3 separate regions of the Homo sapiens genome follow, and all the other regions are linked to region 3. The links are chromatin loops, found by intact Hi-C in ENCODE. Cell type or tissue: heart right ventricle. All regions are shown on one strand.

Region 1 (8,000 bases), 220 kb before region 3:
CCATGGCCTGAAAAGCAGACAGACCAAGAGATACAAAGAAGAGAAAGAGGTGGAAAAACGGGGCAATGGAGGAAGGCTTCTCCCTTCTCGTCAGCCTCCTTTGATGTCTTTGCTAAAATCCCAGCTACAGAGAGATCTAATTGCAAATGAACTAATTAAGTAAACCTCTGACGAAGCGTGAAAACAATTTGTTTGACCCTGATGCTGCAAGGGTCTGGGAGACAGCGGAGTTAATCAGTCAGTGACAGAGCCTGGCACGGCTGTGGCAGCTGGCCGCCTGCTGCCAGCCGCCCGTCCACCTCCCGCCCTGCCTGTCTGCGGCCCTCAGCCTGTCACTCGCCATCACTCCCCGGGGCTGAGGCTGGAGGGGAGCAGGGGAGGGTGGGGGGAGGAGTAATGCTTATGTTTGTCCTCTCCTTCTCCTACCCGCACCCTGCGCTGGGGATGGAGTCAGGGGAATGCAGGCCCAGAAATATAGACAGGGTAGGGAGTGGGTGATCAGGGAGTCCGTGGGGGGCAGAGAAAGAACTAGAACCCTCTGGAGTGAGGACAGTAGTACAGCTAGTGAGGAGGGCTCCCAGAAGGGGCAAGCTAGTGGGCAGGGTTGGGGGAGAGGCCCTGTGGGGAAAGGCTGCTGGGGGAGGGGCTGGGGGTGACACCTACTTGATAAACTGGCCCAGGTCTTCACACAGGGTCTCACAGCCTGGCCACTTGCACTCTCCGTGTCCGTACAGGGGGTGGGAGCCGGGGGTCTCCTCGTGGGAAGAGCTGGGAGGACAGCAGGGAGGTGGCCGATCAGGGACCCTGAAGACCCCAGCGGCCCTGTAGTCAGCTGAGCACCAGCTCCCCTGCTGGTGACATTTCTGCCCCAATACAGGTTTCCCAGCGGCCAAGCACCATCTGTACACCCCGGGAGAGGGAGTGGAGAGGGAGTGAACCTCCGGTCCGTGGGCTCCACCCCCTCCCTCACAGTCAGCCCTCATGGGTGGGGGGCCAGGTCTACCCCCAGGCAGGCCTTTGATGCCCCTCCCAGCCTGGACCCCTGTACCTGTCTCTCCGAGATGTGAGCACAGTAGGCTGTCCGTTGGGCAGGGTATGGTGGGAGAGGGGGGGTGAGACCTTGGGGGGAGCGGCAAACGAGGTAGCGGTGGCGGCCGTGCCAGTGAGGTCCAGCCCCTCCTGCTTGACGCTGTCCTCGGCAGGCTGCCCGGGGGCACCCTCGCCCTTCCACAGCTGGGGCAGGTCTGTTGGGCAAACAGCTGCTGTGGGAGAGACAGGGGAGGCTGGCAGGGCCCCACGAACACTCGGCTTTCTACCTGGCCCCAAGAACAGGGGCTGCCAGCTGTTGCGTACAGGCAGGGCTGTGGGGTTGGGGCTGGGAGGGGAGGAGTGGCGGGTGCTCACCTTGCGGAAGGGTCTGGAGGGGCCCCGAGGCTTGGTTGGGCTGCAGGCTGACCAGCCCCTGCCTCTGCAGGTTGAGCAGGTGCTGCTGCTGCAACTGTTGCATTTGCAGGAGCTGCTGCTGGAAGGCCAGCTGCTTGTTCCCCAGTGCCTGGTGAGGGGCCCGAGGGGGCGGGCAGAGAGGGGTGCCATCAGCTTCAGGCATGCCATCTGGCCCCCACCCCGCGGCCACCCCCTCCCAGGGCCTGTCAGCCCCTGGAGCTGTCGTTGTGGCGTCTGCAGCTGCAGTGTCTCTGCTCCCGGCCCAGCTTCCATAAGGCTGCATGCCTCCTCGCAGTAAACACACGCATGCACGCACGCACGCACGCGCGCAAACACACACAGCCAGACCCAGACACGCAGCACGACGCCCTCCCTCCTCCCGCCTCCCTCCTTCCGCTGCTTCAGCTCCCTGCACCGCAGCTGTGCACGCCTGGGGGTGCCTCATCACAATGATCGATGAGCCTGTCAGATTCTGGGGGCCACTCCTGCCTGGAGGGCACCCTTCCCACATGCCCGGGGTGCCCCCTTCTGCTCTGGGGAGGGAGTTTTCTCTCCCCCAGCTCTTTTCCTCTCTTGCTTTTTAGATACAGAGAATCAAGGAGTCTGACGGGACTCACTGGGACCCAGGCTCGGAGAACAGTCACATCACCACTGCCCAGGCGCCCTGTACTCGTTGGCTCACCCACTCTACCTACCCCCACCCATTCAGTTCTTCACACAGGCACTGACAAGTCAGGCTGTCAGCAAGTCTCTCTTGAGCCCCATGAGCCAAGCATGTCCTGGGTGGGTTGAGAGGCAGAGATGTCTCTGCCTGCCTGCTGGGGGTGGGAAGCATGGGGTAGGGTGGGGGCTGGCTATTCAATAGAGAGACACAGGATAAACTTAGCCTAGAGATTTACCTGCTGATAACACAGCAATTACAAGACTGCTGAGGGGGAGACTGGGGGTGCTGGAGAATTCCTGGGTGTCAGGGCAGCCTTCTGGGAAGAGGAAACTTAGAGCTTGGGGCTGCGGTTGGGCAGCAGGAGAGATGCACAGGTCTGGGACCCAGGGGAGAAGGGCCTCCAGGGCCTGGTATAGAAGCTCCGATGGGGTAGGGGATGTAGGCTGGGGAGCTCTGAGAGGAGACCGAGGGGTGGCTGGGCAAGTCATAAGAAGAAGGGGAAGAAGCTGGGGGCAGGCTGAGGTAAGGGGAGGTGGTTTGCTGAGGGACTCAGAGATTCGCAGGACAAGGAGGGGAGGGCTGAGGTGCTGGGTCACAAAGAGACAAGGGGGCAGGAAGATGGTGCGACCACAAGGCACATGAGCGTGGCCCGGCAGACACCACACACGGGGGTGACACGTACACACCTGTCTACACCCATGTGCACAGAGACAACAACACGAGGCAAGGAGAGAAAGAATGAATGGGGATGAGGGGAGATGGAGACACGTAAGAACCACCATCCCCATTTCCCCCACACTGATCCTTGGTCCCCTTCCTCAGCCTTTTCTAGATTTTTCTACTATTCCTGCAAGGCAATTCCCTCCTGACCAGCTCTGGACACCCAGCTCTGGGCAGGGGGTGAGGGCGGTGGTGGGCCCTGGTACAGCCCCTTACCTCTTTGGGCTGCGGTTTCCCAGCCTGCTGCTGGGTGAGGAGCTGCAGGTGGAGCTGCTCCTGCTGCTTCTTGTAGTACTCCTGTAGCTGGGGGGGTGGAGGAGGGTTACCACTGGCAGGGTACTGCTATCCCCACAACCCCAGCCCTGTCCCATCTGGGCTCCTGGGGGCAGGAGAAGGGAGTTTCCCTAAAACATGGTCTGGCTTTCCCCAGTCAGCCTGGAGGGGCCCTGAGCAGGGTCTGGGTGCGGAGGGAGGGAGCAAGGGATGGAGGAGTTTCATTCCCACAGCTCTGAACCCTCCCTGCTTTTGGTGGATCTCCTGAGCAGGTCACAGGGGACAACGTGCCAGAATGTTCCAGTACTTTGCCCTTCCCTGTTCAGGAGATAGAAGTGGGGCCAGCATGCAGGGAGGGAGGACCGGGGAGTATTGTGGGGGCAGGGCCACCATAAGAGATGCCTGACCTTTGACCTCTCCCCACTACCCTAGAGGAATGCAGATCAGTCTGGCCTGAGCAGTCTCTCTGGTTTCTGGGACAGCTTGGGCCCTTGGTGAGGTGTAAACAGGGTGGGAGGAGCCAGGCCAGGCAGAGGAGGAGGGACCAGCTGCCCTGGGGCCAGACTCACCTGCTGGAGCATGAGGGCTTGCTGCTGCTGGAGCAAGGCCTGCAGCTGCGGGGGCGACAGGATCTGCTGCATCTGTTGCGGGGTAAGCATCTGCGGCGACATCATGGCCACCGACACAGGCACCTGCAGGATTCGGCCCGTTAGCCCTGTCCCCTGGACCCCAACCCAGGAGGAGGCACCACCCAGGGCCCCACTCTCAGCGTGGCAGAGTGGCTCCCAGGGAGGCTGCCTGGGTTCCAATTCTGGCTCTGCTGCCTGCTGGCTGTCTCTCTCTTTGGACAGTGACTTACCTTCCTGTTGTCTGTTTTCTTTATCTCTAAAACGAAAACAGTGATAGTACCTACCTATTAAGGTCACCATAAGGACTAATCAGTGAATACTTAAAACAAGGCCTGGCACACAGCAAGTGCACATAAGGGTTGGCTATTATCATAGGACGGGCTGTCCTTAGAGCAGGAAGATTAGGCTGTAGTGACACTGGTCAGTAGAACCCATGCTTTGGCTGGTTCCCCCCAGTAATGGGGAGGGACAGCATACCAGGCCACCCATAGTCTCACGCAGTCTATTTTGAGACCACTTCCTGCAAGGTAGGCCTGGCTGGGAGGGCAGTCTACAGCATGGGAAGGATTCAAAACGTGGCCCACCTTGCACGAGGACCTGCACTTTGTCTCCTCTCACACACCCCGGCACACCTGCCTGGACGGCACACACAGTGGCCAGAGGTGAAGCCCACAGAGCGCTCTTGGTGCCATCCTGGTCCTAATGTGTGTGCATGTGTGTAGCTATGTCTAGGGTGGGGTGGGAAGAATGGCAGGCAGGGAGTTAGCAGGGCAGGCTTCCGCTCCTAACTCTGCACTGAGCTGGCTGTGTGACTCTAGCAAGTCACTTGCCCTCTCTTATGTTTCGGTTTCCTCAAACATAAAACATAAGAGACTATGCTGTAAGAGATGATTCCTTCTAGGCTGGAACATTCAGGATTCTCAAAGTAGAACAGCTTTCTACCCCCTGCCCTGGGTCAGGCCTCTATAGAAGGCCCAAAGAATCCAGCTACAGGGAAAAGATTCAGAGAAAAGCAATGACATCATTCTCTTCCCAGCCCCACCTCCCCTGAACCCCCCAGGCTTGTGCAGTCATGGACAGGCAGGTCTCAGCTGCTATTTTGTCTTGTTCCTGTATTAGCAGGACAGGTGCTCTGATGGGGCTGTCTGCCGCCCCCTCCACTCTGTGACCCCATGCATACAGGACTCTTCTCTAATTTCCTCTCTCACTCCCAAGTTGTGGCAGAGTGCCTGGCACATGGTAGGTACACTAAGTGTTAGCCCCCCTGAGCTGAAATGCCTTCCCTGGCACCTCAGAGGCCCCTCTGCCAGCCCGGAAGCAGGAAGGGAAGGTTACAGGGCTAGCCCAGTCAGAGAGGAGTGCTGTGTAGGGACTTGTCCTAGGCTGTGACAGGCTAGGTCCTCAGGGGACCCTCTCCCAAGCCTCAGCCTCACCTGTGGGGTAGGGGAGGAGGAGTTGGATCTCTTTTCAATGCCTGGCAGAGGCAGGACTCAGCCTTGAACCACCCCTTAAGCCATGGATTAGGAAATCCCCAGGCAGAGAAGCAACCAGGGAGGTACAGTGAATCCAAGGACATTGGGGAATCCCATGGCTCCCAACACCTCTCGCTCACCCCATCACTGGCGGCTGTCCCTGCCCCTGGGCTTTACTCCCCTATCCCAGCCCATCTCTATCCACATGGGCCTGGGAGGGGTAACACCTAGCTCTTTAGTCATGGGCATACCATGTGAATGAAGGCTCCAAGAGACCTCTAAGCCAGTGGGGGATATGCCCTTAGGAGTGTTTTTTGTTCTTTGTTGTTGTTGTTGTTTTTTAACCTCATTTTTACCAATGAGGAGACCAGGAAAGTCTGGTGGCCTTAAGTGGCAGGGTTGGGATGTAAGCTGAGGTCTGCATACTCCATAGCTCCCAGGGTTTTCACATCCTATGCTGCCTGCCCCACCGCAGGGCAGGTCTTGGGAAGGGTTAGGGAGAGAATGTGGAGGTGGGACGTCCGGAGGCTGAGGGGGCTGATGAGGCTGAGATCCCAAAGGCTAACTTCCTACTCTACGGTTGTATCCTAGAAGGACTCTCTGAAAGCCAGGCTGCAGGGGTGGATGTGGTGGGCCTGGGGTTGGAGGCAGACAACGGCATAGACCCAACTCCAGAGCCAGCCCCTAAGTCTGTTGTTGGGTGTTCCAGAGGCAGCTGGGGAGGCTGCTCAAAGAAGGTGGGTTTTGCCATCCAAAGACATGGAACAAGTACCACTGTCCTTTCTTTCCTCCTCCCAAGGGGGTGCCCAACAAAGAGAGGCATCTTGGTGCAGGTGAGCTCAGAGCCCTAGATTTCTGGGTCAGGTGACCTTGGTTTTTGTCCCTGATATTTACTAGCCTTGAAATCACCAAGCCTCACTTTCCCGGTCGGCTAACTGGGATTTGGGGCACCTGCCCTCCCTGCATCATTAGCAGACGTTGCTGACTGCTTATTATGTGCCCAGCACGGCACTTGGCTAAGCCCTTTACACGTGTATCTCATGGAATCTTCACGGCAACCCTGTGAGGATGGTGCCATCATCATTAACATCTCACAGATGAGATGGGAAAACTGAGGCCCAGAGAGGTTAAATAACCTGCCCTGACCCTGACCCGGAAGGGACAGTGGGAGCAGGGGTGAAAGTGACTTGTACGCCATTAAATTCTATGTAAACGTGAAGAAAATCACTTTTTAAAACATTCTGGATTTTCCCTTTCCCCTCCTTCTCTGTCTCCTCCCCTGGTGTGCCTTAGGGTGCTGCCTGACAAAGGTCACTGAGGACCAAGGCACTAGGCCACTCATTCTCACTGCTGTGAGAGCTGAACTAGAGACGAACGTGGCCCGCAACAGGAAAGACTGAGACCAGACACTCAGAAGATCTTTCCAGGCACCAGGACTGTGAGTCACTGACAGGAGCATGTGAAAAAAGGATGTGGCCTTTCCTTCCTCGGGCCTTTCTTCCTTGGAAGCAGGGGAATGGAAGAGATGACCTTGGAAGGCCTCCTTGGCACTTGCTTTTCCTGCCACTTGGCTGAGCAGCTGCCTATGGAGGCTGCTACAGAGATCTGGATGGATTACATGGTGTGCACTCGTCTCGAGGTGGCCCACTGGGGTCACAAAGGGTCTGGGAAGTGGCTGCCGCATGCTGATCTCCTGAGTTGGTTGACCTCATCCACCTCTCCTTGTGCCCCTTGGGGGTCTGAGAACTGAGCTGGAGCTCCTCTGGTGTCCCGCTGGCCCCTTGCCAGGCTCAGATGCCTCAGGATGGGCGCTCTGCAGCTAGCAGGCTCAGCAGGGCCCATGAGTCACCATCTGGAGAGTAGCTGGGCAGCTAAGTGCTAACTTAAGCCCTGGCAGTGTGAGCCCTGGGCCAAACGCCGGCAGCTGCCTCCAGCCCCTCCCTCAGGGACCCTGCACCCACCCATGAATACAGCGTGCTCGGCTGGACGGTCTGACTGGAAGGAACAGGGACAGTGCCTGACACACAGGAAGCTTATTTGAGGGCTGAGAGTGGGAACGAATGCAATTTGGTGCCAGGGTCAAGAACCCAAATTGTCTCTTGAGTATGGGGTCCCTGTGAGTGGGGGGCAATGTGGGGAGATCAGGCCAGAGTTTGGTTTGGCTTAAACTCTCCTGCAAATGACCAGAAGTCCTCAAACTAATCCTGGGCTGCAGCTGCAGCAAGGAAAGATAGCAGTGAGATATAAAGAAGAACTTCTGAAAATGCCAGATGGGGATGGACGAAGCCAAGGCCCCAGCCACCTTTGCCCCCATCATGTCCTCAACTCTCGGCCACCTGTGCTGCCTTCTATGATAGGTCTCTCCCTGGTGGGGTCCAGGCCTGGAAGGAGGGCCCCTCACTAGGCTGGAGCTGGAGACCTGACAATAGTTTTGGAAACTCTTCTGAAGCTGGCTCTGGAGGAGAGGGATGGTGAACGTGGCTGGGAGGTGCGTGGGCAGAAAATCCTGCTGGGGAGCAGAGCAGCGTTCTGTGGGGAGCCCTGGGAAAGGAGCTGCGCTTGATCTCCCTTCATTATCCACTGCACTCAGGCTCAAGATGCACTCTTCTGCTCGGGTGGGGAGCCCAGTCCTTGCTCTCCCCTATCCCCTCACCAATCTTGAGCTCATAGAAGAACATTTCAAGGCCCTGGGCCCTACTTCAGGACAAGGATCTGACCTCCTTGGAGATAATAAACTTAGGAATAGGGGCAGAAGGCAAGGAAGGTATTCAGGGTTGGAGAAGAAATAGAGGGATCAAT
Region 2 (8,000 bases), 82 kb before region 3:
AAGGCTGGGATAATGAACCTGCTTGCAAGCCTCTCAGCAGACAGCTTCTTCATGCTCTTGCCATTCCTTCTCTTGCAAAAGAAGGCGGTGGTTCTGGGGTGAAGAAGGGGGCCCCACCCCACTGTCTCATCTAGGTGAAGTCCTCAGGCAGCGGGGAAAGGAGGACTTGAGGCATAAGGAGTGAGTTGCAGGTGACTTCGGGAACCTGGTGCCCGTGTCCATGTCTTACTAACTAGTTGTGTGACTTTGGACAAGTTACTCCTTCCCTCAGTGCCGCTGTGTCCTCATCTGTACCAATGATACCCGCCCCACAGAGTTGTCAGAATTGTGAAGCCCTTGGAACGATTCTGATACATAGCAGGCACCACCCGAAGTATGGCCATTCTCAGTATTTTCCACAAGCCTTGGTTTTTCCACTGGGAGTGCATGGAAACCCAGTTAGGAATGCCACACCAGGGTGCTGCCCATTCCTGCGGAAAGCAGTGACCCAGGCACCAAGATGGGCATGATTTGATGTGGGCATGGCCCTGGCGGAGGAGTCTGTCCCAGAGACCTGGTGTGGGTGAGGACATCAGTGGGAGATCTTCAAGCTGGAAGCAGGGCACTCCTGCCCAAGCAGGCAGATGCACACCGGCACCCCACTCCAACTCACCCAGTGTGCTCAACCCCGAGACTCAGCAGCTGAGTGTGTGAAGGGAGTCAGCGACCAGATTGAAAGCACACACACACGTACACACTTGCATACATACAACTCACAGATATAGATGCTTGCACACTTCACAGAAATACACACACCTCACAGACACACATACCTTATAGACACACACCTTATACACACAGCTCACAGACACACACACGGCTCACAGACACACACCTCATGGGTACACGTACCTCATAGACACACAGCTCACAGATGCACACACAGGCATATCTCACACACACACATACTTTATAGACACACACCTCACACACACAGCTCACAGACACACACCTCATGGATACACACACACAGACTTTATAGACGCACAACTCTCACACACAGCTCACAGACATACACCTCATGAATACACACACACACACTTTATAGACACACACCTCACGCACACAGCTCATAGACACACACCTCATGGATACACGTACCTCATGGACACACAGCTCACAGATGCACACACAGTTCACAGACACGCATACCTCACAGACACACATACTTTATAGACACACACCTCACACATACCTCACACACACGGCTCACAGACACACACCTCATGGATACACACATACCTCACACATATACATTTCACACACACACCTCACACACACGTCTCACAGACACACATCACAGACACACACATCTTATGCACATACCCATCACAGACATGTACACACCTCACACACTTCACACACACACACCTCACACACAGACCTCACAGACATGTCGTACAACTCACACATACCCTTCACATACACACGCACCTCACACACACACATTTCACACACAGACACACACACACACCTCACAGACATTCCCCGCCCACCACACATACGCACAGATGCAGACTTCAGCCACGTAAGAACCCATCTCTAGCCCGATGGGTCCCAAGAGTCCACACAGCACAGCAAAGCTCAAACGTATTTGTTCATGCGCCAATCTTTCTTGAACACCTACTCTGGGCTAGGCGCTGTTGGAGGAATGGCCGGAGACGAAACATGAAGATTTCATTTTCGTCAGGGGGACAGATGTAAGAAAAATGAATAAGCAAATTATATTGTACATTACAGGGAATTTAGTGCTATGGAGAAAAGTGAAGGAGGAAAAGGGATTGTCGGGAGGCTGTAATTTAAAATGCATCCTTCACGCCTTCCTAGGGTCCCCTTTTCCGACAACCCAAGGCCAAGATGTGAGCTGAAGGCCCGCAGGCCCCAGTCTAAGCCACTCTCCTCTGAGTGGGATGGGCTGGGGACAGCAGCCAGAGTTGGACATTTGCCTGGTGCCTGCTGGACTGGCTCCTGCAGCTTCTGTCAGGGTCCCCAGGAGCTGGCGTCCCTGCAGCGGGGCGGGCAGGCACCCCCCAGAGATCTGTTGCTCTCTAACTACAGTGTGTCACCCTCCTCGTTAACTATTCTCATCCTCATTACAGGGAAATGTCCTCGCACTCAAACACAACCACCACGCAGCGCAGTTCCATAGCCCCGCGGAGAGACAGGACATTTTTCTGGAGCTGCTGGAGAGAACAGTCAGAGAAGCCTGGGGAGGAAGAGTTGATGCCTTCTGGAGTTTCTTGTGGCGGGTGGTGGGTGGTGGGGGGAGCCCTTTCCGGGTGTCAACTTTTTCTTTCCTCTCTTCCCCCAGCTCCTGTTTTCATCCTTACCAATGAGAATTCAGCTAATTGTTTACTCCAGGCTTGTGCCTGTCACCAACTAACCCAGGAGGCCCTCAGAGCCAAGCCCTGCCCTTTGCCTCATTCTTTGTAACTGGACACCTGCAAGAGTGCTGGGCACACAGTAGGTGCTCCATAAATGCTACTCAAATGGATAAGTAGGATAAATAAATGCAGAGTTTGGTAGTTCAAGGTTGGGCGCAGTGGCTCACGCCTGTAATCTCAGCACTTTGGGAGGCCAAGGCAGGCAGATCGCCTGAGGTCAGGAGTTTGAGACCAGCCTGGCCAACATGGTGAACCCCCCACTCTACTAAAAATGCAAAAGTTAGCGGGTGTGGTGGGCACCTGTAATCCCAGCTATTTAGGAGGCTGAGGCAGGAGAATCGCTTGAACCCGGGAGACGGAGGTTTCAGTGAGCCAGACTGCACCATTGCACTCCAGCCTGGGCAACAAGAGTAAAACTCTGTCTCAAAAAAAAAAAGAAAAGAAAAAAGAGTTTGATAGTGCAGAAGTGTGGCCTATTGCCTGAGGCCCACAGGTGGTGCAGTGGGACCCAGGAAGGGTGAGAGAGAGACAGGAGCTTCCCCATCCCTCCCTCAAGCAGCTGAGCTCATCTGGAATCATAGTCCTTGGAGTTCCACCATTATAGAATCTTTCCTTTGTGCTAATGATGACCTCTTCCTCCCAGGGCTCTCATTTAAAAGACAAATGTACTCCATAATGTATTTGGTGATCTGTGGTGTGGTGTGAAATGACCTGAGGCAAGTCCTTGAACTCTCCTGGGCCTCAGTGGCCTGGTCTGTCTAGTGGGGACATGACTCAGACCTACCCCAGGGTTGCTGCCCTGGTTCCATACTTTTCCATGTATTACCTCCCTCTGCGGAGCTAAGTCCCCATCCTAGGGGCTGCTCAGTGAATGGTGGATCATGTCAATATGTGAGGCAGGCAAGTGTGTCCTCTGACAGGACGTGTCACTGAGGTGATACCGGATGAAGGAAGAATCTGCTTGACTGATCCTTTTCCCCAGGGCTGGCTGGCCTTGGCTTTGTGGAAGAGACTGGGGTAGGTAGGGGTGGGTCTGGAAGGCAGGAGAGAGGAGAGCGGGGGGACTTAAAACCTCAGTCATGGGCTTGGCTCCTGTGAAGACAAGGCTAGGGCCAGCATCTGGGTGACTGGCAGGGAGAAGTGGGAAGGTGAGGAACGGCGGGGACCAGCAGGTTTACTTCCCGCCGCAAGCGATGAGCACAAGGGAGACAGCTAGAGAACAGAGCCCTCAGAAAGTTTCCAGCACATTCCTGCTAAAATTAGCCCCAGCTTGCATACGCAACTCTATATTTAAACCAGCGGCCTGTCAGAGTCACTGTGTTGTGCCGCCAGCACACGCCTGCGGGTTTGGGGCCCGGTGCCGAAGCAGGGGTGCAGGCAGCATCCCAGGGCCTGAGCGAGCCGCCCTCTGCCTACCCACGCCTGCTTGTGGAGAGTCACCCGGGGGTGCATGAGTGGGCGGGCGTAAGTGTTGCTCCCAGACAGTATGTGAGGCCTCCTGCCTCTTGTCCCCGCTCCAGGGGCAGAGCCCCAGCAGGACAGACGGACACAAACACAGGTACCGATACAGCCACATGCAGAAGGGACAGGGCAGACAGGTGTAAAGAACACTCTGGGAGAAAAGGGAGGAGAAAGAAGACAGCGATGGAGAGAGGGGAGAGGGCAGAACGAATAAGCATCTGTGGAAAAGGCAGGAGGGAGGGAAACAGATTCAAAGACAGCTTGACACGCAGGTGGTATGCCCCACACTTGGGCTGTCCAGGAGATGGCGTGGGGGTGGGGTCTCAAGGGGAGCTCAGCCTCTCGAAAGAGCCTTAGCCTTCTGACCACCAAGCCACCCACACTCACACTCTCTAAGGGCGAGGGGAGCCCAAGCTGCTCCCCTGCTTCCCTGCCTGCTGCCCGGCCCTCTCTAGGGAAAGCACTGGCTGATAAGAAGCCACATTTTACCCGAGGCTTGGAACATTAACTTCGACACTGAAAAGGGGATGTTTTATTACCCAGGAATATTTCTGCATCTCTTCAGAGATCTTGCTCGGCCCCCACCCCAGCAGCAAGCCTCTTTTGACAATTAAACCCAGCTCTCTCTGGTTAATCCTAATGATCTAGCCCTGTGTAGGCCCCAAAGAGGGGATTTTATACGTGGGCAAGTGTCTCCTTTATCCTGTGTGGCTGACCCCTCTCCCTTGCCTACCATTTTGTGTGAGTGCATGTGTGTGTGTGTGTGTGTGTGTGCGCGCGCTGCCGTGTGCATGTGCGCATGCTGCGGACAGGTGGGGCGATCCCTGGGCCCTCCCACCAGGCCCTTCCTGCGGCTCTATTCCCCTTTGGTTGCGGACCTGCAAGGATCCTCAGAGAGCAATCAGTCTCCGATAAAATGACAGATGGGACAACTGAGTCTCAGAGAAGGAGCGTGACTAGCCCAGGATCACTCAGGGAGTTCACGGCTGATCTGGGCCTGAATCCCTTTTTCCGTACTTTCCCGTGTGTTATTCCCCTTCTGCAGAGCTAAGTCCCCATCCTCCTTAGTGTGTGCCTAGCTTGGACATCCCTTCTCTTTGAGACCCAGTTCTAACTTCCAGGCAGGGTGAACAACTGTCCTGGTTTTCCTGTGACTGCCCTGGTTTCAGTATTGCAAGTCTGAAGCTCAGCACCGGAAGCTAGGATGGTTGACCGCCCGATTTCCAGGTCAAAAGGATGACTCCTCTTCATGGGCTCCCAGAAATATTCAATGATAATGCCTAACATTTGCTGACCCTCTCTACATGTTAAGCACTGCTGTTCTAAGCCCTTAACACAGATTCATTCATTTAATTATCTCAATAACACTTTGAGGTGGACACTGTTGACCCATTTTACAGATGATAAAAGGGAGATAGATAGAAAGAAGTAAGACAGCACACCTAGCTGAGAAGGGGAGAGGCAGGATTTAAACCTGAGTGCTTGGGTCCCAGGAGAAGCACTCTTAGCCACTAGGCTATCCGATCCTCTCTTAGAGAATGCCTGTTGCGGTTAGTACATAAGGCTGTCTCCTTGCTCAACCAAACTCAGCAGGGCAAAGTCCCATGTGTCCTTAACCTCTGTGCCTGGCACAGTGCCAGGTGTGTGATAAGCACTAAGCATAATTTTGTTGACTGGGTCCATGCCTGGCCTGCCCTCCACTCGGCTGGCACTCATTCCTTTCCCTTGTCCCATACCCTGGGCCTGTCATCTAGAGGGCCCCTTCTCAGCCATCTTCTTTGCTCCTGTTTGGCATCTTCTCAGCTCCTTAGCCCTATATTCCAGTGTCTTGAAAGAATCTGCTTTCTTGTGAGCCAACAAAGTTCAGAAGAAACCCATGCACGTGTTCTGAGAGGTTCCAGACTGAGTCTTTGGCCTGAGGCCAACCCAGCCCCGCCCTCTCTGCATGGCCCCAAGATAGGAGTGCCCCAGATTCTAGCAGCAAGACCCTGTTGGCGACCTCTGGCTTCTGGGGCCTCTGTTTCAGCCACCCTGCTCCCGTGTGGGTGCAGCCCCCACACAGGGTTATGGGTGGTACAACTCTTGCGGTTTACTCTGTTTCCAGAAACCCTTAGTGAAATTACAGCTTTAATTAAATACAGCTGGCTGTATGTTATACTCTGTATAATTATCACTTAGACAAAAGTTCAAACAAAGTTTATTGTAAATTCTATTTGACAGAAACAACTGGAAGAGCTGAGGGCTATTGGCCTGCCTGAGTGACAGAGAGGTGGAGCCACTGCTGCTCAGTGGGAATGGAAAGAAGGAGCCCTCTGAGGGATACAGGTGTGCATGGGGCATTTGGGAAGACAGCACCCTGGATCCAGGTCAGACTAGGTTGCCATGTGATACTGGACAAGTCCCTGCCCCATCTCTAGGGCTCAGTTCCCTTCCCTGGGGTAGAGAGGTTTCATTTCTCTTGCAGATATTGACTGAGAGCTACTATGTGTCAGGCACTGTTGTAGGCCCTGGAGCTCGGTGGCCAACCAAGCAGATAAAAGTCCTGACTTCAGCTGGGCTCAGTGGCTCAAGCCTGTAATCCCAGCACTTTGGGAGGCTGAGGCGGATGGATCACCTGAGGTCAGGAGTTCGAGACCAGCCTGGCCAACATAGTGAAACCCCATCTCTACTAAAAATACAAAACATTAGCTGGGCATGGTGGTGCATGCCTGTAATCCCAGCTACTGGGGAGGCTGAGACAGAATTGCTTGAACCCAGAAGGCAGAGGTTGCAGTAAGCCGAGATCGCATCATTGCACTTCAGCCTGGCCAACAGAGCCAGACTCTGTCTCAAGGAAAAAAAAAAAAAAAAAAAAAAAGTCCTGATCTCATGGAAGCTTAAAGGCAACCAATTCATGCATAAATAAATGTGTAATATAATGTCAGGTAGCAATGAGTAACCTGAGGAAAAATAAATCAGGGTAAGGCGAGAGAAAGGGATAATGGAAGGGTGAGGAGCACTATTTCAGGAAAGGAACATGAAAGGTGACATGAAGCAGGGATCTGAAGAAAGTGAAGGAGTTAGCTGTGGTAAAATAAGGAGGAAAAACACTCCAGGCAGAGGGAGGAGCCTGTGCAAAGGCCCTGAGGCAAGAACCCATTCAGCATGTTCAAGAAAGGGCAAGGAGGCCAGAGTGCTTGCAGTAGGAGAAGGGAAGAAAAAAGTGGTAGAAGATGAGGTCTGAGGGGGGAGTGGAGCACAGAGCATGTAAGACCTGGCAGGCCTTAGAGAGGACTTTAGATTTTATTCAAAATGTGATAGAAGGCCACTGTGAGGTTAAGAGAAGGAGAGTGACATCATGATCTGATTAGGATTAGATTCAAAGTAGGATCACTAAAGCCCCTCCCAACTCTGACTTGCCCTGACTCTAATGCCCATTGCTGAGGAACAAACCACCTCAAAACTTAGTTGCTTAAAACAAAAAATTTATTATTAACTCTCACAGTTCTGTGGGTTGACTTGTTCCAGCTAGGCAGTTCTTGCTTGGGGTATCTCACCTGGTTCCCAGGTAGTAGCTGGAATGGAGTTGCTTGAAGGCTGGATTGGGTGGGATGTCCAGGCTCTTCTTCACTAACATACCTAGCATTTTAGCTGGGGTAGATGGAACAGCTGGGTGCTTGGCCAAGCATCACTTTCTCTTTCTTCCTGGCCCCTCCACATGGCTAGCTTGAGCTTCCTCACGGCATGCTGGGCTATGGCGAGTTGGACTTCCTATATGGTGTGTGACAGGGACCCTATCAAGAGACCCAGGCAGAAGCTGCAAGGTCTAGCATTAGAAGTCACACAGTGTCTGGCCGGGCACGATGGCTCATGCCTGTAATCCCAGCACTTTGGGAGACCAAGGCGGGCAGATCACGAGGTCAGGAGATCGAGACCATCCTGGCTAATGGGGTGAAACCCCGTCTCTACTAAAAATACAAAACATTAGCTGGGTGTGGTGGCATGCGTCTGTAGTCCCAGCTATTCGGGAGGCTGAGGCAAGAGAATCGCTTGAACCTGGGAGGCGGAGGTTGCACTGAGCTGAGATTGCGCCACTGCACTCCAGCTTGGGCGACAGAGTGAGATTCCGTCTCAAAA
Region 3 (8,000 bases):
GCCAGCGCCGACGGACGACCCCGCGAGCACGGAGGCCGGACCCGGCCGATCCAGCGCTAGAAAGGGGTCAGGACTGGGGGCGGCCAGGCGAGGTGGTGCTGCGAGCGCCCGCACTGGGAATGTGCCCCGGTGCCCCAGCGGCCGGGATGGGGGAAGGGTCGTGGCGGGCCCAAGGACTTTCTACCACGTAGGAAAACAGACTTTCTCCTGCCAGAGTTATCATACCTTAGCTTTGACCTTGCCTGAGCCGGGGCAGCGAAGCGGTTAAGCTCTTTGGGTTTGGTGTTTGGTCGCCTTGGGTTTCAGTTTCTCCTCCTCGGTTTTTAGCTCCACGACCTTGGTCAAGTCACCTTTGTGACTCAGTTTCCTCGACTCTCAAATGGGTATAGTATAGTGCTTTGCTCCTTGAGTTGCTGTCAGGATTAGATGAGACAATGCACCCTAGCGCAGGAGATGGAACTTGCCAAGTGCTTAGGAGACGTCAATTCATTTTGTGGGGGCTGTGGCGCAGGGTAGGTGGGGTGGGGGTAGCCAGCAAGCGTGGGGCCCACAGAGAAGGGGCTTGAGCTGGAAACCCATGACTCCCAAGCTCTGGGGAAGGTGCGGGCTGGGGAGAGTTCTGAGCGTTTTGACATGAAATGAATAAAATGCAAATGATATTCAAAGCAAGATGCTAATGAGGATCTATTCTTTGAGCGTCCACAGCCCCGGCAGTGCCCATAATAGTGGCGGGGCTGGTGTGAACTCGAGGATGGGCAGGGCCCTGCAGTGTCTCGAGTGTGTGTGTGTGTGTGTGTGCGTGTCAGCGCGCGCCTCCTCCGGAATGTGCGTAGCCGGCTCCGGGTGTGCTCGCGCCGACATGAAAATGAGGTCAGGGAAGGTCGTTCCACTCTGCAGCATAAATCAAGGAGGAGAGGAGAATGGATGTGAGAGACAGTCCCCGGAGACCGCCCCGAGAGAGGCAGAGCGAGGGAAGAAGGAGGAGAGAAAAGTTCTGCGTAGAATAGGCGAGAAGCGGGCCCAGGCGCTCTCCCTCCCCGAGCTTCCCGCCCCGATGGCTGAGCCGCGGCAACACCGCGTCCTTAAGCCCCATCCTCCTCCCCCATCTCCTAAACCTTTAACTCTTTTTTCTTTCTTTGCCCCCAAACTTAAATGTTCCTCCTCTAAGCGCTCTTTGTGTGAACAGTGAAGCTCCTGCCCCCAGCCTCCCCGGGAACGTGTAAGTGCCCACGCGCACACACCAGTCGCACGCGCAATCGCACACTTGTTACACGACTGCTCAAGCCGGGGCTCGCGGGGGAGTCCTGCGGGGATCAGAATAAAATGTTCCAGAGAGGGCTGCTTTCCGCCGTCCCCCTGCCCGGCTACTGCGGCCCGGGTGCGTGCTTTCTCCACGCAGTCCGCGTCTGTGGCCTCCCCAACACTCTGCTACCGTCGTCCCCCGGGCTCTTCCTGCTCTTCGCCCTCCGCCGGCCGCCCAAGGAACACGCAGCTCCAAGCCAGTACTTCCCTGTGCGCTGTCCTGAGACTCCTCTGGGGATATCGGGAGGTTCCGGCTGCCCTAGGCCGGAACACAGGCACAAGTCCGGGGCGATCGCTCTCTGGGGAAGCAGGGCCAGCGTCCCAGAGCCCAGGGTGAGAGAGGGAGAGGGATGTCGGTCTAACTACCCAGCATCTTCAAGACACCAGGACACTAGGACCAGAGGGAAGGATGCAGGGAGCAGGGCTGGGGAAGAGGAAGCAGTGCATAGAGGAGGCTGTCCCGTCTCTCTCTCTCTTTCTCTCTCTCTCTCTCTCTCTCTCTGTGTGTGTATGTGTGTGTGTGTGGGGGGGGGGTGGGGGTTCCTACTGCCACTCCAAGAATGGGGAGAAAGCAATGAAGAGATGAGCTGCGCCTACGGTCTGTGCTCTGGGCCCAGATCAGACTTACCTGCTGCCGTATTCTCTTCACCACAATGAATAGCAGCAACAAGATGATGCTGAATGCCACACAGTAGGCACAAAATAAGCGCACAATACATATTGAATTAAATTTACCAACAGCTGTCACTATCACGATCCTTCCTGAGTCTCCACAGCTTGTAGATTAATTAAGTCATTCACTCATTCCACAAATACTTAGCAAGTACCTATTAAATGACTGAGCAACAGGAAGACAAGATCCCATCCCTCAGGGCGCTTATACATTCCTGGGTCAGAAAGACAGGAAACAGATAAACACAGTCACACAACATGGTATCAGGCAGGACAGCCCTTTGTGCTGTGAAGGAAAGATGAAGTGGGCCAGAGAGGAACTTGGGGAGGAGACAGAGACCCAGAAGAGAATGAGCCATGCAGACTTCTGAAAGGGCAGGGTCCCCGCGGAGGGAACTGCAAATGCAGTGGCCTAAGATGTGGAAAGTGCCTGGAATGGAGCTCAAAAAGGAGGAGAGAGGGTGGAGGTGAAAGGGAGGGTCAATGGAAAGTCAGGAGGGTCAGATTCTGTAGCGTTTTGTAGGCCATGATGAGGGAGAGAGTGTCTTGAATTATATACTAGGTGTGATGGGAAGCCAGTGGATTTTTTTTTTTTTTTTTAGATGGAGTCTCACTGTCTCCCAGGCTGGAGTGCAGTGGGGCAGTCTCGGCTTGCTGCAGCCTCCACCTCCTGGGTTCAAGTGATTATCCTGCCTCAGCCTTCCCAAGTAGTTGGGATTACAGGCACCCGCCACCAGGCCCGGCATTTTTTTAACAAAAATTTTTTTCAGTAGAGACGGATTTCACCATCTTGGCCAAGCTGGTCTCAAACTGCTGACCTCAAGGGATCCTCCCATCTCAGCCTACCAAAGTGCTGGGATTAGAGGCATGAGCCACCGTGCCGGGCTGGAATATTTTTTTAAAAAGAGAACGATGTGGGTCAAGTGTGGTGGTTCATGCCTGTAAACCCAGCACTTTGGGTGGCCGAGGTGGGAGGATCACCAGCCTGGGCAATCTAAGGAAATCCCATCTTTACAAAAACTAAAAGGTTAGCAGTCATGGTGGTGCGCATCTGTAGTCCTAGCTATACTGAGGAGGCTCAGGTGGGAGGATCGCTTGAGCCCAGGAGGTCAAGGCTGCAGTGACCTGTGATTGTGCCACTGCATTCAGCCTGGGCAATGGTAAAACCCTGTCAAAAAATGCAATTTTTGTTTTCAAAAACGATAAACAAAGACTAGAGAATTTAATTTATCCATGGGTTTCAGGTTTGAGTATATATATTTTTTTATTTTTGAGACGGAGTCTTGCTCTGTCGCCCAGGCTGGAGTGCAGTGGCACAATCTCGGCTCCCTGCAACCTCCGCCTTCCGGGTTCAAGCGATTCTCCTGCCTCAGCCTCCCGAGTAGCTGGGACTACAGGCACCCACCACCACGGTGGGCTGATTTTTGTATTTTTAGTAGAGACAGGGTTTCACCATGTTGTCCAAGCTGGTCTTGTACTCCTGACCTCAGGTGATCCGCCCGCCTGGGCCTCCCAAAGTGCTGGGATTTACAGGCGTGAGCCACCGCGCCCGGCCCAGGTTTGAGTATTTCTTAATCAATGATCTCCAAATGTTTCCCAGTCCAATGCGTTAAATATGAACGCTTAGGCAAGATTGCTCCGGAAGGCCCGGGAAATACTTGACCGGCTTATGCCCCTCCCACCCCTACTTTTGAGGAAGGTGCCCGGAATGGGACATGGATAGGGTCCCGGAATTGGCCTTCTCCGGAATCGGAATCTGAGCGAGGACTCCGGGATCCCCAGCCTGAGGACCTCCGGCGTTTCCACTCCCTGGCTCCCCGTCCCACCTGTTGCCTTTGCTATGCCTACCCTGGTTCTTTTTCGTGCTATGGAGACAGCGTGGGCAACTCCAGCGCAAGAAGGTAAGATCCGGTGTCTCTCTGGCGCTCCAATTCTGGCGCTCCAATTCCGCTGCTCCTTAGGCGGAGGAATTCTCTCCTTTCCCCCAGTGAGTCTAGTTGTGGGCAAAGCAGGCTCCGTGGTCCCACACCGCCTCCTGGTGGTTATGAAGGATACTGCAGCCGGGGTTGATACAAGATACAGAACTTTTCCAGCGCCGACAGGGGGCGCAGGAAAAGGCTTACGGATTGCCTGGCAGGTGCCAGGTGTTTTGCACGGCGTCTCACTTACTTTATTTAATCAATAGAGTAACTCCAGAAGAGAGAACTGTCATTTCCCATACTATCCAGATAAGGAAATTGGGGCTAAGAGAGGCAATGCACTTCGATTAAGAACATAGAGCTAGTAAAATTGCAGAGTGATTCTCTCACATTCACACCATCTCTTGGTGCACAGAGTGTGAGAAGAGTAAAATATTGGCTTCCATCCTAGGCCAGGAGCTCTCCCTCTCCTTGGCTCTGAAGAATCATCTAGAAAATACCTTTAGCTGATGTACTGAGCTCCCAAATTAGTCTCTGGGAATGTTCCAAGGTCCTTTCTCATTCTCCATTTGAGCCCATTTCAGATGGGTTCATGGGCCTGCAGGTTGAGACCGGTTCAGGGACAGCTGGGAAACTCTATCATGCATGTTGCATGGATGGGGAGTTAGAGGTCTCTGTCCTTTCTCTGGGATTCAGGCTCCTTGAGCAATCTTATCCCTGAAGGTGAAGAACAAGGTGCTTTGTTCTGAGTGGGGCACTCCTGCGACCTCAGATACTCAGACAGAACAAACGAAGAGCATGGAATGGGTGACCACACTGAGTCGACCTCAGTTCTTCTCCATCTTTAATCCCAAGGTCAGGAGACCTCTGCTTGGCATAGGGCTCTTTCCTTCGTGTTTCATTTTCATTAATTAATTTAGAGGAGTGCAGTGACACAATCATGGCTCATTGAAGCCTCAAACTCCTGGGTTCAAGTGATGGTCCCACCTCATCCTTCTAAGTAGGACTACAGGTGTGCACCACCATACCCAGCTAATTTTCAAAATCTCTGTAGAGATGGAATCTCGCTATGTTGCTTGGGCTGGTCTTGAATCCTAATTCCTGGCCTTAAGCAATTCTCCAGTCTCAGCCTCCCAAAGTGCCAGGATTAGTGGCTTGAGCCACTGAGCCCAGCTGGGCTCCCTCTTTATCAGGCATTGGAAATGCTCAAGCTGCTTTTGCACCTGCAGTGGTCAGGCTGGGGAAAGGTCTCTGGGCAGAGCCCCTCCCCTTCTCCTGCCTGAGATTCCACCCACTCCAGTGCAGAGCTGAGAACCATTCTCCATCCTCTGCTGCTCCCTAGTGGGCTGGGATGCAGCTGTCACTGGTCTCCTTCCCACTAGGCTGCGGCCACTTTCTGCCTTCTCTCCTTCCTTCTCCAGAGGGATGCTCCTTCTAGAGACAGCAGGTGTCCTGGAAGAGAGATGTGAAACTTCGGGAAAGATCTGGCTGCAGAACATCCTGGAATTGTGTCCGCATAAACCCAGGGTCATTGCCCCCACCAAACGCTGAATGCCCTGTGAGGAGCCAGAGGAGCCCCCATTTAGCGTGATGGATTCATATTTTAAAAGTAAAAAAGACAGACACAAAATGACTTTGACAATCAATTTTTAAAGCTGTTAACTTTTAAATAATTATAGATTCATAGTGTCCCAATCCATTTGGTGTTGCTGTAAAGGAATACGTGGGACTGGGTACTTTATAAAGAAAAAAGATTTATTTGGCTCACAATTCTGCTGGCTGGAAGATTGGGCATCTGGTGAAAGCCTTAGGCTGCTTCCATTCATGGCAGAAGGCAAAGGGGAGCCAGTGTTTCCAGAGATCACATGGTGAGAGGGGAAGCAAGACAAGGAGGGAGGTGCTGGACTCTTTTAACAATCGGCGCTTTCGGGGACTAATAGAGTTAAGTACTCACTCCTCCAAGGGCATGCATGTATTAATGAAGAATCCATGAATCAAAGGACCCCCATGACCCAAACACCCCCCAATAGGTTCCAACTCCCAACACCATCACACTGGGGATTAAATTTCAACATGAGATTAGGAGGAAACAAACATTGAAACTATAGCATATAGGAAGTTCAAGGGTAGTACAGAGAGGTCCCAGGTAACTTTCACCCACGTGTGGACTCTTGTAGCCCCCGCAGTAATCAAGACACAGAACCATTTCATCACCCCAAAGACCTCTTCCCTGCCATCCCTTGGTGGTCATGCCCAGTCCTCCCTCTCTCAACATTCTTAGCCCCAGGCCACCGTTAATGTGTTTCCCATTTCTGTGATTTTGTCATTTTGAGAATGTGATATAGAAGAAATCACAGAGTATGGCTTTTTTTGTTTTTGTTTTTTTTTTTTTTTGAGATGGAGTTTTGCTCTTGTCACCCAGGCTGGGGTGCAATGGTGTGATCTTGGCTCAGTGCAACCTCCATCTCCCGGGTTCAAGCGATTCTCCTGTCTCAGCCCCCCAAGTAGCTGGGGTTACAGGCACACGCCACCACACCTGGCTAATTTTTGTATTTTTAGTAGAGATGGGGTTCACCATGTTGGCCAGGCTGGTCTCAATCTCTTGACCTCGTGATCCGCCCCCCTTGGTCTCCCAAAGTGCTGGGATTACAGGTGTAAGCTGCCGCACCCGGCCTTGTATGTCATCTTTTAAGACTTTTTCATGCAGCACAAATTCCTTAAGATCCATTCAGGTTATTGCATGTATCAATTGTTCATTCTCTTTTATTGCCATGTAGTCTATGGATGTACTGCAGTTTAACTGTTTATCTGTTGAGAGACATCTGGGTTGTTTCCAGATTTTGGCTGTTATAAATAAAGCTGCTATGAACGTTCATTTACAGGTTTTTACGTGTACATAAGTTTTTATTTCTCTGGGATAAATGCCCAGGAGAGCAATTGGTGTTTCTTATGGTAAGCGTAAGTTTAGTTTGTTTTTTTAAAGTAACTGCCAAACTTACGGATGTAAAAAATACGAAACTCTTATACACTGTTGGTAGTAATGTAAATTGGTATAGCCGTTATGGAAAACAGTATGGAGGTGCCTCAAAAAGTTAAAGATAGAATTACCATGTGATCCAGCAATATCTCTTCATGCTATATACCCACAGGAAATGAAATCAGTATGTTGAAGAGATATGTACGTCTCCATGTTTATTACAACACTATTTATCATAGCCAAGATATGGAATCAACCTAAATATCCACCAACAGATGAATGGATAAAGAAAATGTACATATACACAATGGAATCATAGTTACCCTTTAAAAAGAAGGAAATCCTGTTATTTGCAAAAACATGAATAAACTTGGAGGACATTATGCCAAATGAAATAAGCCAGGCACAGAAAGACCACTACTGCATGATCTCACTTATATGTCGAATGTGAAAAAGCCAAATTCATAGAAGCAAGAGGAGAATGGTGGTTATCAGGCATGGGGAGTGGGGAGAAATGGGAAGATGTTGGTCAAAGGGTACAAAGTTTGTTAGGTAGGATGAATAAATTCCAGAAATCTAATGTACAGAAGGGGAACTATATTTAAAAATACTGTATTTTATATCTGAAATTTGCCAAGAGAGTAGCTTTTAAGCATTCTCATCACACACATGTGAAAACGATAACTATGTAAGGTAATGAAAATATTCATTAGCTTGATTGTAGTAATCAGTTTTACTATGTATATCAAGCCATCATGTTATACACCTTAAATATACACAATTTTTATTAAAAAATAAATTCTTAAACTATTTTCCAGAGTGGCTTACCATGTACACTCCCACCAGTAGTGTGTGAGTGATCCAGTTGCTCTTCATTGTCACCAGCATTTAGTCTCATCACTATTTTTTATTTTAGCCATTCTGACAGATATGTGCTAATATCTCATCATGGTCCTACTTTGCATTTCCCTAATGGCTAGTAGTATGGATATCTTTCCATGTACTTATTTGCCATTGGTGAAAAGTCTTTTCATGTCATTTGCCTATTTTCTAATTGGATTATTTGTTTTTTTTTACTGTTGGGTTTTGAGAGTCATTTTTATATTGGGAATTTGAGTCCTTTGTGAGAT

The links. Hi-C counts contacts between places; a loop is a spot of excess contacts. Peaks named below come from ENCODE experiments on the same cell type or tissue, not always from the same donor. Only the 100,000 strongest peaks of a DNase experiment are listed, where the experiment ranks them.
Region 1: a loop joins it to region 3, with 5 times the contacts of the local background. A loop is called at or near these places in 100 of 110 quality-filtered maps.
Region 2: it touches region 3 in a loop (6-fold over the local background); 35 of 110 quality-filtered maps call a loop at or near these places.

The regions. Positions count from the first base shown.
Region 1 is chr6:41,580,561-41,588,560 of GRCh38, reverse strand. FOXP4 (forkhead box P4) reads right to left here. Exons shown (of 17, transcript NM_001012426.2): 4 at 3,670-3,792; 5 at 3,044-3,130; 6 at 1,405-1,552; 7 at 1,049-1,262; 8 at 664-768. Among named protein-coding and RNA genes, the nearest start is that of MIR4641, 14 kb to the left of the region's middle. RefSeq lists enhancers at 3,137-3,716, 3,717-4,296, 4,297-4,876, 6,523-7,024. In heart right ventricle, no CTCF peak of the experiment used is centred here; DNase peaks (open chromatin) are centred at 3,410, 3,634 and 4,207; H3K27ac peaks cover 2,515 bases.
Region 2 is chr6:41,447,459-41,455,458 of GRCh38, reverse strand. It overlaps LOC112267957 (a long non-coding RNA gene), which reads left to right. Exons shown (of 3, transcript XR_002956346.2): 3 at 2,139-2,570. Among named protein-coding and RNA genes, the nearest start is that of LINC01276, 51 kb to the left of the region's middle. RefSeq lists an enhancer at 2,566-5,444. In heart right ventricle, no CTCF peak of the experiment used is centred here; a DNase peak (open chromatin) is centred at 3,678; H3K27ac peaks cover 3,288 bases.
Region 3 is chr6:41,365,096-41,373,095 of GRCh38, reverse strand. No RefSeq gene overlaps it. Among named protein-coding and RNA genes, the nearest start is that of NCR2, 33 kb to the right of the region's middle. RefSeq lists enhancers at 904-1,857, 3,137-3,637 and a silencer at 2,299-2,499. In heart right ventricle, CTCF peaks have their summits at 1,484 (motif pointing left), 3,840, 4,047 (motif pointing left) and 5,239 (motif pointing left); DNase peaks (open chromatin) are centred at 1,477, 4,015 and 5,242; H3K4me3 peaks cover 1,613 bases; H3K27ac peaks cover 1,072 bases; H3K27me3 peaks cover 5,805 bases.